2 separate regions of the Mus musculus genome follow, and region 1 is linked to region 2. A link is a loop called in an ENCODE intact Hi-C map of the cell type or tissue named here. Cell type or tissue: left cerebral cortex. All regions are shown on one strand. Links, peaks and the distances in the headings refer to the core of each region. The heading gives the core; the rest is flanking DNA. Region 1 holds the start of Ahsa2 (AHA1, activator of heat shock protein ATPase 2). Region 2 has its middle 47 kb from the start of 1700093K21Rik.

Region 1 (4,393 bases), core at 83-4,082, 69 kb before region 2:
CTTTGGCTAGACTGTCTAGATTTGGGATTACAGGTGCTGTACAATGGTCCTGAATCCCAGAGGCAATTCGAAGAGGCAAGACAGGCATAAAGAAGTGATGAGATGAATCCAAAAAGGACACCTAAAGGCTGAGAACTGTCCCCATTAAGGGGAAACAAACAGTCTAATTCAGTAAGCCATGCACATGGCTCAAGCACTTCCCAGCACATGCCTTGTCACATTTAACCTGAAAGCATCGATGAACTAACTGCACAGGTAAGAGCTAGGCTGCCTGCTGTCACTCCCCTGCCCAGGTACTATACTTGGTCCTGGGAGTCTGAAGTTTCCTAGGACTTCCTCCTTTTCCACACCTCTGCTCCATCTCTCAGACACCCACAGTGTATAACACAGTGGCAGACAACCCCCATAATTCACAACTTCCACAGGACCAATCTAATGAGCAGTTTGCAAATGTCCAACACCTATAGCTGAAGCTTAACCAGAGAACAGGAGAGCACCAGCAGATACCTCAGTGTCATTGATTTCGTTTTCTTCAGAAAGGCTGGGTATTTCAATAAGTCCCTTGTGTTTTGCACCAGATTCTTTAACTGTACCTAAAATAAGCAAAGTGGATCCAATTAATAACTGGTTTATGCAAAAGACCTCTGCTTGAATGAATAGCCCATATGTGGCCTCACTCCCCTTTCAGGGTTATGACCACATCAGAGACCAACCAAGACAGGGACCAGCCAACATGGTACACAACACACCTATCCCCTTTCAGTATACTCATCTAGGGCCAGGGGGAGTATTTAAAATAGTTTTGATTAAAATGCGTACGGGGCACACCGGCAGGACCATGCAACTGGAACAATATTCAGATGCATCCACATTGAGATACTCTGGCATCATCTAAAGCAGCTCACTGCTACAAAATAAGGTGAGGCTCCAGAAGTGCTACTCTGGCTAAATTCAATGAAGGGAATGGTTGTAGGAGACAGGTGTGCTAAAATGCAAAGGTCAGCTCTGGATCTCCATTCACCTCTGCAACTTGAGATGTCAAGGAGTGAAACAAGCTGATGGGGTCATTAGGACCAGCAGCAACCACAGAGAAAGTGAGGGCAATGCAAGAGTCAGGCGTGATGCTGCTTACACGCACGTGCATTAACCTAGAGCCCTCTGCACACTAGGCAAGCATTCAGATGCTGAGCTACATCCCAAGCTCTTAGCTTTCTTGTGAAATGGGATCTTTTTATTGTGGCCCAAGCTAGTCTTAACTTGCAGGGAACTTAGTAGGACTGCTTTGATGTTTGACACCTCCCTGACTCAGAGGCCAAGGAAGGCTCAGTGAGCTTCATCTTAACAAACTACACAGAAAGTAGCCAACTCTAGGCAGACACCCGAGTTCTTAACACAATACGGTCGGTCTTCCATACCCACATCTCTCCTTGTTCTCTCCCTTTCCCTATGATTGACCTTTGGTCATGTCAACAAGTATTGAACCATAAGCTAAGTACCACGTGTCTTGGTAAAGTCAAGACAACTATGAACAAAAAGGTCCATCAACAGGTAAAGAGATAAAATGTGCTCTGTCCACACAATGCACATAAAAACAGCATAAAGTACTAAAACATGGTACAAGGTGGAATGAAAGCAGAGAGTTTTATGTATGACAGGATTCTATCTATATGGATTGTCCAAAGAACCCAATCTTAGGATAAAGTCCCCAAGGGAGGGCTGACAAGATGGCTCAATGGATAAGGAACTTACTGCTGGGGCCTAGTGACTTGAATTAAATTCCTGTGTCCTTGCACCTCACATGCCCACCATGGCACACATGCCCACACACATAATAGAATTAAGACAACAAAGATAAGCTAGCAAGAGGCAAAAGCACTTGCTACCAACCAACTCTGCCTTCTACACGTGCTACGACACCCAAGTATGTGCGCACACACACAGAAATAATTTTTTAAGTTTTGAAATAATTAAACATTTTTAAGGGAAGCAGGCATCTGTGGAGGAAGGGTGGCAGGTGGCAGCTGCATTAAGGCCCTAGTCACAGATGCTGGTAAAAGGGCTTAACTGAGAAAGAACTGCCCCTCAGGCATCTAGAGTAGTGAAGTGCAGCTTTCAGAACATAGCAACACCAAGCACATCCGAACATCAGCTACTGCTACTAAACGTTAAGACTGTACACAGGGTGTCCCCAACCTGCCTCTTGCCAGGACCCCCATTACCTTTCCAGGCCAGCTTGATGTTCCACTCATAGAAGAAAATAAGCTTCCCTTTGCGGCTGTTACATGAAGCCTCACCTTCCACCTGTTTCAACTCACTGATCTCACATCGGCCAGCCTCATTCTCCATAGCAATGCCAACCAGGAGCTCTCGGAGCTTCCCCTTGGACCAAATGGTGGCATCCCGCTCTGTCCTGCCAGAGAATAGAAAGACAGGTGAATGGCCCAGCTGGTCTCCATCTGAGCAGCCAGGATGCCATCCAAACCCAGACCAGGTGAGTCCTGGTATTCAAGCAGCCTCCAACTCGCAAATGTGCTTCTCTGACGAGGTTTCTACTAGGTATCTTCTAAGCCTGTTGCTCAGTTTCTTAAGACACTATTATTCACCATATAATAATGGGTAATCTTAAAAACAATGGCCCCGGGGAAAAGGGTCCAGCAATCTCCACCCCAGGAAATGGATTGGCTAAGCTGCGGCCACCTGTAACGGTGGTAGTCATTTAAATAGCCTTAACCACAATATCAGTTATCTGGCATTTCCATATTTATCTTATGCATTCTCTCTAATGTTCTCATCTAAGGGGACAAAGAGCAGCCTGAGACGTCAGTGTCCTAATCATAGAATCCAGCCTAGAACATAATTCTTTCAGGACAGCTAAGTCATCTTATGGTGCAGTCTGGGCTCTGCTTCCCTCAGCTTTCCCCAATGCCCGCCAAAGAGGCAGACATCTCCCGGTATTCCTGAGACACAAAGGGGGGCAGATAACTAGTGCAAACTGAGACAAAGCAAAGAAAGTGAGATCCAAGTCCCTGCCTTCCTACTGCACACGGACACAGCACCGTCGGCGCACGCACGCGCACTACGCATCTCAAGGCCGAGGATGGCTGGGTGAGGGGCGACCGAGGCACAGCTGTCCGGTAGGGTGAGACAGAAGTCCCTTCTGGAGCTCGCCCAACTTCAGGAGGAGCCTGAAGCCGTAGGACCAGCGCAGTTAGGAACCGTCTCCCGCCACGGGCAGCCGTGCTGCGGCGCCGCGCGGCCCTCCCAGGAGCCCGCCCGCCTGCTCGCGCCCGGGGCCCACCGCACCAGTGCCAGTTGTTCACGTTGGTCCCGTCCTCCCGCTCCTCCACGATCCAGCGCGGGTCCCCCTGGCCCCACTTGGCCATGGCGGCGCTGACGACGACGGCCCTGGTAGCGGGAGCGCGCGGGTTTCCGGCCAGAAGGTCTGTGAGCCGATCGCCCGCAGCTCCCAGAAAGTGCCAGAAGTCCCCGCCCCGGGCCGCCCCGGCCACAGCCTGCCCCGCCCCCCGCTGTCCGCTCCCCGCAGCCAGCTCCACCCCACATCGACTCTGCCCCAAGCCCGGTTACGCCCCCAATATGCCACACCTCTGGGCGCCGCCCTCTGCAGGCTTCTCCCCCACCCCACCCCCGACTTCGCCCCGCCTCTCTGCCCTAAGACCCCGCCCTATGCCTCCTGGCGCTGTCTTCTGCTAGGCTCCTCCCCGACTTCGCCCCGCCCCCCGGTCCTAAGGCTCCGCCCTGGCCCTAGCCCTCCGCTTTGTAACCCCTGGTTCGCCTTGTTCTTGCCGCTGGCTCCTGCTGCCCAGCGAGGCTTCTGGCCAGGGCTTTCTACGAACGACCGAGACTCCGCCCAGGGCTCGTACCAGAGCGGGTTGTCCATTTTCTGAGGCCCTTGGGATGGGAGCTGCGCAGGTCCCTAAGCAGAGGCCCGCGAGGGTTTACTGAAAGAATGCTTTTTTTTTTTCCATGCAGTGATCCTCTAGAGACAAAAGATCGTGCTTGCAAGTGCCTGGGATTGTGGATACAGTTACAATAAGGGTTTATTAATTCTTTCCATCGTTTTTCACCTTCTAGCAAAAACTGAAGCCACCATCTGGAAAGTGTTTCTTAGGAGATTATTTTAACAAATAAAATAGGTAGTTCAATGGGAGATGGGGAAGGACCTGGCTGCTCTGTGCACTTGCCATTCAGTGGTCTGCTTATCAGCAAAACAAGCTGAAAGGGCTATGGTGTTTATTGGAGCTATTGCATTTCGATGTGTTCTTCGAGAAGTTACATCATTCAAACTGCTGAAGCAATGCTGTGACCCCCCCCCCCAAATCAAACGGCATTGTTAGTTCAACTGATCATACCAAAGGCACAGCTGACAGAAGGC
Region 2 (4,393 bases), core at 107-4,106:
ATCTTTTTTCAAATTCCATATTCAACTGTCCTAATGCTGTTCACTAAGAGCCGGTTCCAGGCATGTGAGATGCCAAGTTTGCAATATACCAAATGATTTTCTTGAGCTTGTCTACAGGATTTCTAATTCATCTCTGAGGTTTGTCAGTTATACATATTGTGCTTTACTTTGTTTAATCAATATTCAAATTTTTATTTATTAAAACTGTTTTCCACAATTGTTTTCTACAATTTTAAAAGTTAAAAACCATCCAAGAGGCTTGTATGTGTAGTAGAGCAGAACTGTTTTAAGAAAATAAAAAGAAGGTAGAAGACAAGATCTACAGGCATCTGTCTATCCAGCTTCTGAGAGGTAGTACCATCCTCAGGGAACTGCGCGTGGTTATGAAGGCTGCCTTATATCCAAAACTATACCAAAAAAAAATGACTCAGCCCAACAAAGGACCAATGGTCCCTGACTAACATTCATGCATGGTTGGAGTCCCGATTTCCCACCTGAAATGAAGTTTCTCTCCCTGGGTTGTCTCCTCACCCACATCCCTGTCGCTCCCTAGTGCCTTCCGGTCGAGGAGAATCTAACTTTTCTTTGATTAGAGCATGGCACTAATGTTCATAATCACAGGTTATGTGCGATTGAACCCAGGGAGCATGTCCCACAACTAGAAACGTTTCCTGATGCCACAGGAGCTAAGGGAACTGCACGGAGGGGTTCTGGTGATGGAGCAGCCACGTCTCCAGACAGCTCATAGGCTGGGGACACCTCATCCATGCACTCTTTCTAATCTTGACCTGGAGCCAGAATTCAGAAAAATCTCCAGACAAGTCACCCTGAGAGTGGCCTTCCCTGTCGGCAAGACAGCTGCACAGCAGAGCTTTGCTGCTCAGACTTTAAGTCAGAAGGACTTTGTCATTCACTGTTCAGATTCTGGAAATTGGGGCTGGAGAGATGGCTCAGTGGGTAAGAACACCAATTGCTCTTCTGAAGGTCCTAAGTTCAAATCCCAGCAACCACATGGTGGCTCACAACTACCCGCAATGGGATCTAACACCCTCTTCTGGTACATTTGAAGTCAGCTACAGTGTACTTATGTATAATAATAAACAAATCTTTAAAAAAAAGATTCTGGAAATTGAATACCTGCCTCACTACCATCGTCCGCCTTCACACAGTTTAGATTGCGCAGGGTTTCACAATAGCCCAGGCTCCCCTGGAACTTACTGTGTAGTTGAGGCTGGCATTGTAGAAAACCCCCATCTCAGCTTCTCAGATGTCAGATTCAGACAAGCCATTATACATTCTTACCTAGTAGAGCTAGTCTGTTTCTCTTCATCAAACAGGTCCAAGTAGATATTTTTTTCCATATGAACTTATAATGTATTCATTTAATTCCAGAAGATTATAATTTAATTTTTATTTATATACATATATATAATGTTATGGCATGGCATGAAAGTAAAGTCAAAGGGCAGCTTGCGGGAGTCAGTTCTGTCCTCCACTATGTGGCTCTCAGGTTTTGAACTTAGGTCATCAGGCTTGGTGATAGGAGTCTTTACCCACTGAGCCGTCACGCTGGCCTGAAAAATTTGGAATTTATTAGAATCATACCTCTGGAAGTCTCTCCTCTGAGCTTCTAGGTCCTAATGACTCTTTTTTGTTTGTTTGCTGGTTTTGTTGTTGTTCTTTTTTGTTTTCTGAGACAGGGTTTTTCTCTCTGCTGTTCTGGAACTTCATGTAGACTAAGCTGGCCTCAAACTCAGAGAGATTGCCTGTCTCTGCCTCCCACATGCTGGGATTAAAGGCGTGCGTGCGCCACCACAACCTGTTCTAATGATTCTGCTTTCTTTTGTCCAGCCTTTACTTCCATATCCCCTTCAGTTTAAAAATTATGTAATGTTTATTTAGCTAATTCCTTTATAGTAAAATCTCTCTTGGGAACCCTAGCTAGTTTGTTTTCTTACTGTGGTCTGTTCACACTCTTTATTAAATAAGTGATGTACACTGCTAAAAAATAAACAATAAAACATATGAGGTGGCTACAAGCTAAAAGGGATCTTATAGTCAATAACACAAATAAACAAAACAAGATAGTGCTCACTGTTTGTTTGGTTGTTGTTGTTGTTTTTTTTTTTTTTTTTTCCTTTTTGGTTCTTTTGAGACAGGGTTTCTCTATGTAGCCCTGGCTGTCCTGGAACTCACTTTGTAGACCAGGCTGTCCTCAAACTCAGAAATTCACCTGCCTCTGCCTCCCGAGTGCTGGGATTAAAGGCGTGCGCCACCGCGCCCAGCCAGTGCTCACTGTTTTACTTCACAAGTGTTAAGAGCACTTGCTTCTGGAGGGGCCTGGAGTTTGCTTCCTTCCTAGCACTCTCACTCAAGTCAAGGGCTCACAACTGTCTAGAACGCCAGCTCCAGTGGCTCAGGTGCCCTCTTCTGGATGCTGTGGGTACTGCATACACACTCATGCTCTCATACACAGAATAAAGTAAGTCTTAATGAATCTATTACAGAGTGGAACACAGAAATTAATTCAATGAAATCATCTCTGGCACAGCCTACCCATGCACAGATAGATGATGTGAGAGGCAGCACTGCTAGTCACTGTGAACGGGAGTCACGGACGGAGCGAAGTCATTCTGGAAACAGAAGAATTAGACCTTACTTTCACAATGCCAAGATCCATGATAATCGCATCAGGTCTAGTGAGGGCCTCCTACTGCATTCACCCAAGTGTGAAAATGTAAGTCTAAAAAAACCCTTCTAAATGTAAATATTATAGTAAATAAAGGATCTGAAAAGATTTCTTAAAGAGATGGCATAAAGGGGGTGGGGAAGTTAACATATATAATTATATTCTAAATGAATTTCCTTTAGGTTTGGTGGATCACATTGCCAGGTTTAGTGGCCCGTGCCTTTAATTCCAGCACTTGGAGGTAGAAGCAGAAGGACCCCTGACTTTGAGGCCAGCTTTTTCTACCGAGTTAGTTCTAGAATAGCCAGCTCTACACAGTGAGACCTCGTTTTAAAAAGAAAAAAAGACAGGAGAGCTGCTGGGTTCCAGGTCAGCCATACCATCTCAAAACATGGAAAACTAGGAAAAAAGGGAAAAAACCTTCTATGAATAAAGGCGCATTAAACACAATACCATGTTCTGAAAGAAGGTATTTATAATACATACAACCAATAAAGGATTAGTGTGCAGAATATAAAATATATATAAGCAATACAAGCACACAAAGCACACATATTCAGTCTTAAAACTTAGTAGAAAAATAGATACTATGATTTTAATACACCTCTTCCCTCCAAAATTCAGTTGCTATCACTTTGACAACATTAAGAAATATTTTTTTGGCTCTTACTCCTGCTTCCCGCTTGCTTCTCTCTTGCCCTCTTGCTCTCCCTCTCTCTATGTGGCCATGGCCAGCCTCTACTTCTCTACTCTTCTCCCTCTCTCTGCCTCTCTGTTTATTGTAATAAACACCTTAAAGCAAAAAAAAAATTTTCTTTTTGTTTAGGTAGCCTTACTGTGTAGCCCTGGCTGGCTTCAAAACTGCAATCCTCCTGCCTGAATGCTGATTACATGTATGTGCTATATGTCCAGCTTTCAAGTCTAGAAGACTTTACAGAGCACTGGCTGAGCTTGCCTCCATGTTCTCCTGCATGATACAACCAGGAGGTCCTTGCTAGACCTCATGAAGTCATCTTGGATCTTGGCTGCTAGTACTAAGAGAACTGTCCTTCTGATCTTTAGAAAAAGCTCATGGTATTGCCACGAGCATACAAATGGATTAGGAATGGGAAGAAGAGCCCATGGCACACGCCTTTGATCCCAGCAATTGGGAGGCAGAGGCAGGTGGATCTTGGTGAGTTCTGAGGTCGTCTGGTCTACAAAGCAAATTTCAGGACAGCCAGGGCTACAGAGAGAAATCCTGTCTAGAAAAACAAAAGAAAACATAAGAATGGGAAGAGGAAACACAAATGATCAGTGCACATGTAACAGTAACTAAGCTCCCTAACAAAACAAAAATGTTGACACAACTTCACTATCTCTGGACTAATGGATATTGTAGTTTGTCAGCTCTTGCAGACATTAAGATCCTAAGGGTAGGATGGGAACACTATGAACTCAAGGCTGATAGTGACTTGTTTGGGTCCACTAAATGTGAATGCATATCATTTCTATGCAGAGAAATTCCTGGCCACACGTGAGCCTGTTAAGTCTCTTCCCTGCCTTATAAAATCAAGTGTCAGATGGAACCTCCATCAGCCAAGTCCCTTTATGAACAAAGAACAACTTCTGAACCAAGCCACAGGGATTTGGGGCTATCACTACAACAGCACTGTCCTGACTGAAGTAGCTGTCAGTGGCCAAGCAGAACACAGAGTTCCCATG

Evidence for each region. Hi-C counts contacts between places; a loop is a spot of excess contacts. Peaks named below come from ENCODE experiments on the same cell type or tissue, not always from the same donor. Only the 100,000 strongest peaks of a DNase experiment are listed, where the experiment ranks them.
Region 1: it touches region 2 in a loop (5-fold over the local background); 18 of 42 quality-filtered maps call a loop at or near these places.

Annotation. Positions count from the first base shown.
Region 1 is chr11:23,494,472-23,498,864 of GRCm38, forward strand. Ahsa2 (AHA1, activator of heat shock protein ATPase 2) reads right to left here and starts at 3,568. Exons shown (of 9, transcript NM_172391.4): 1 at 3,304-3,568; 2 at 2,220-2,410; 3 at 508-593. The coding sequence starts at 3,383. 1700030C12Rik (RIKEN cDNA 1700030C12 gene) reads left to right here and starts at 3,290. Exons shown (of 3, transcript NR_166706.1): 1 at 3,290-3,440; 2 at 3,991-4,114. In left cerebral cortex, for the core only: no CTCF peak of the experiment used is centred there; DNase peaks (open chromatin) are centred at 2,314, 2,576, 2,604, 3,085 and 1 more place; H3K4me3 peaks cover 2,260 bases; H3K27ac peaks cover 1,257 bases.
Region 2 is chr11:23,563,563-23,567,955 of GRCm38, forward strand. It overlaps a transcript of 0610010F05Rik not described here. Among named protein-coding and RNA genes, the nearest start is that of 1700093K21Rik, 47 kb to the left of the region's middle. In left cerebral cortex, for the core only: a CTCF peak has its summit at 2,441 (motif pointing left); a DNase peak (open chromatin) is centred at 2,432.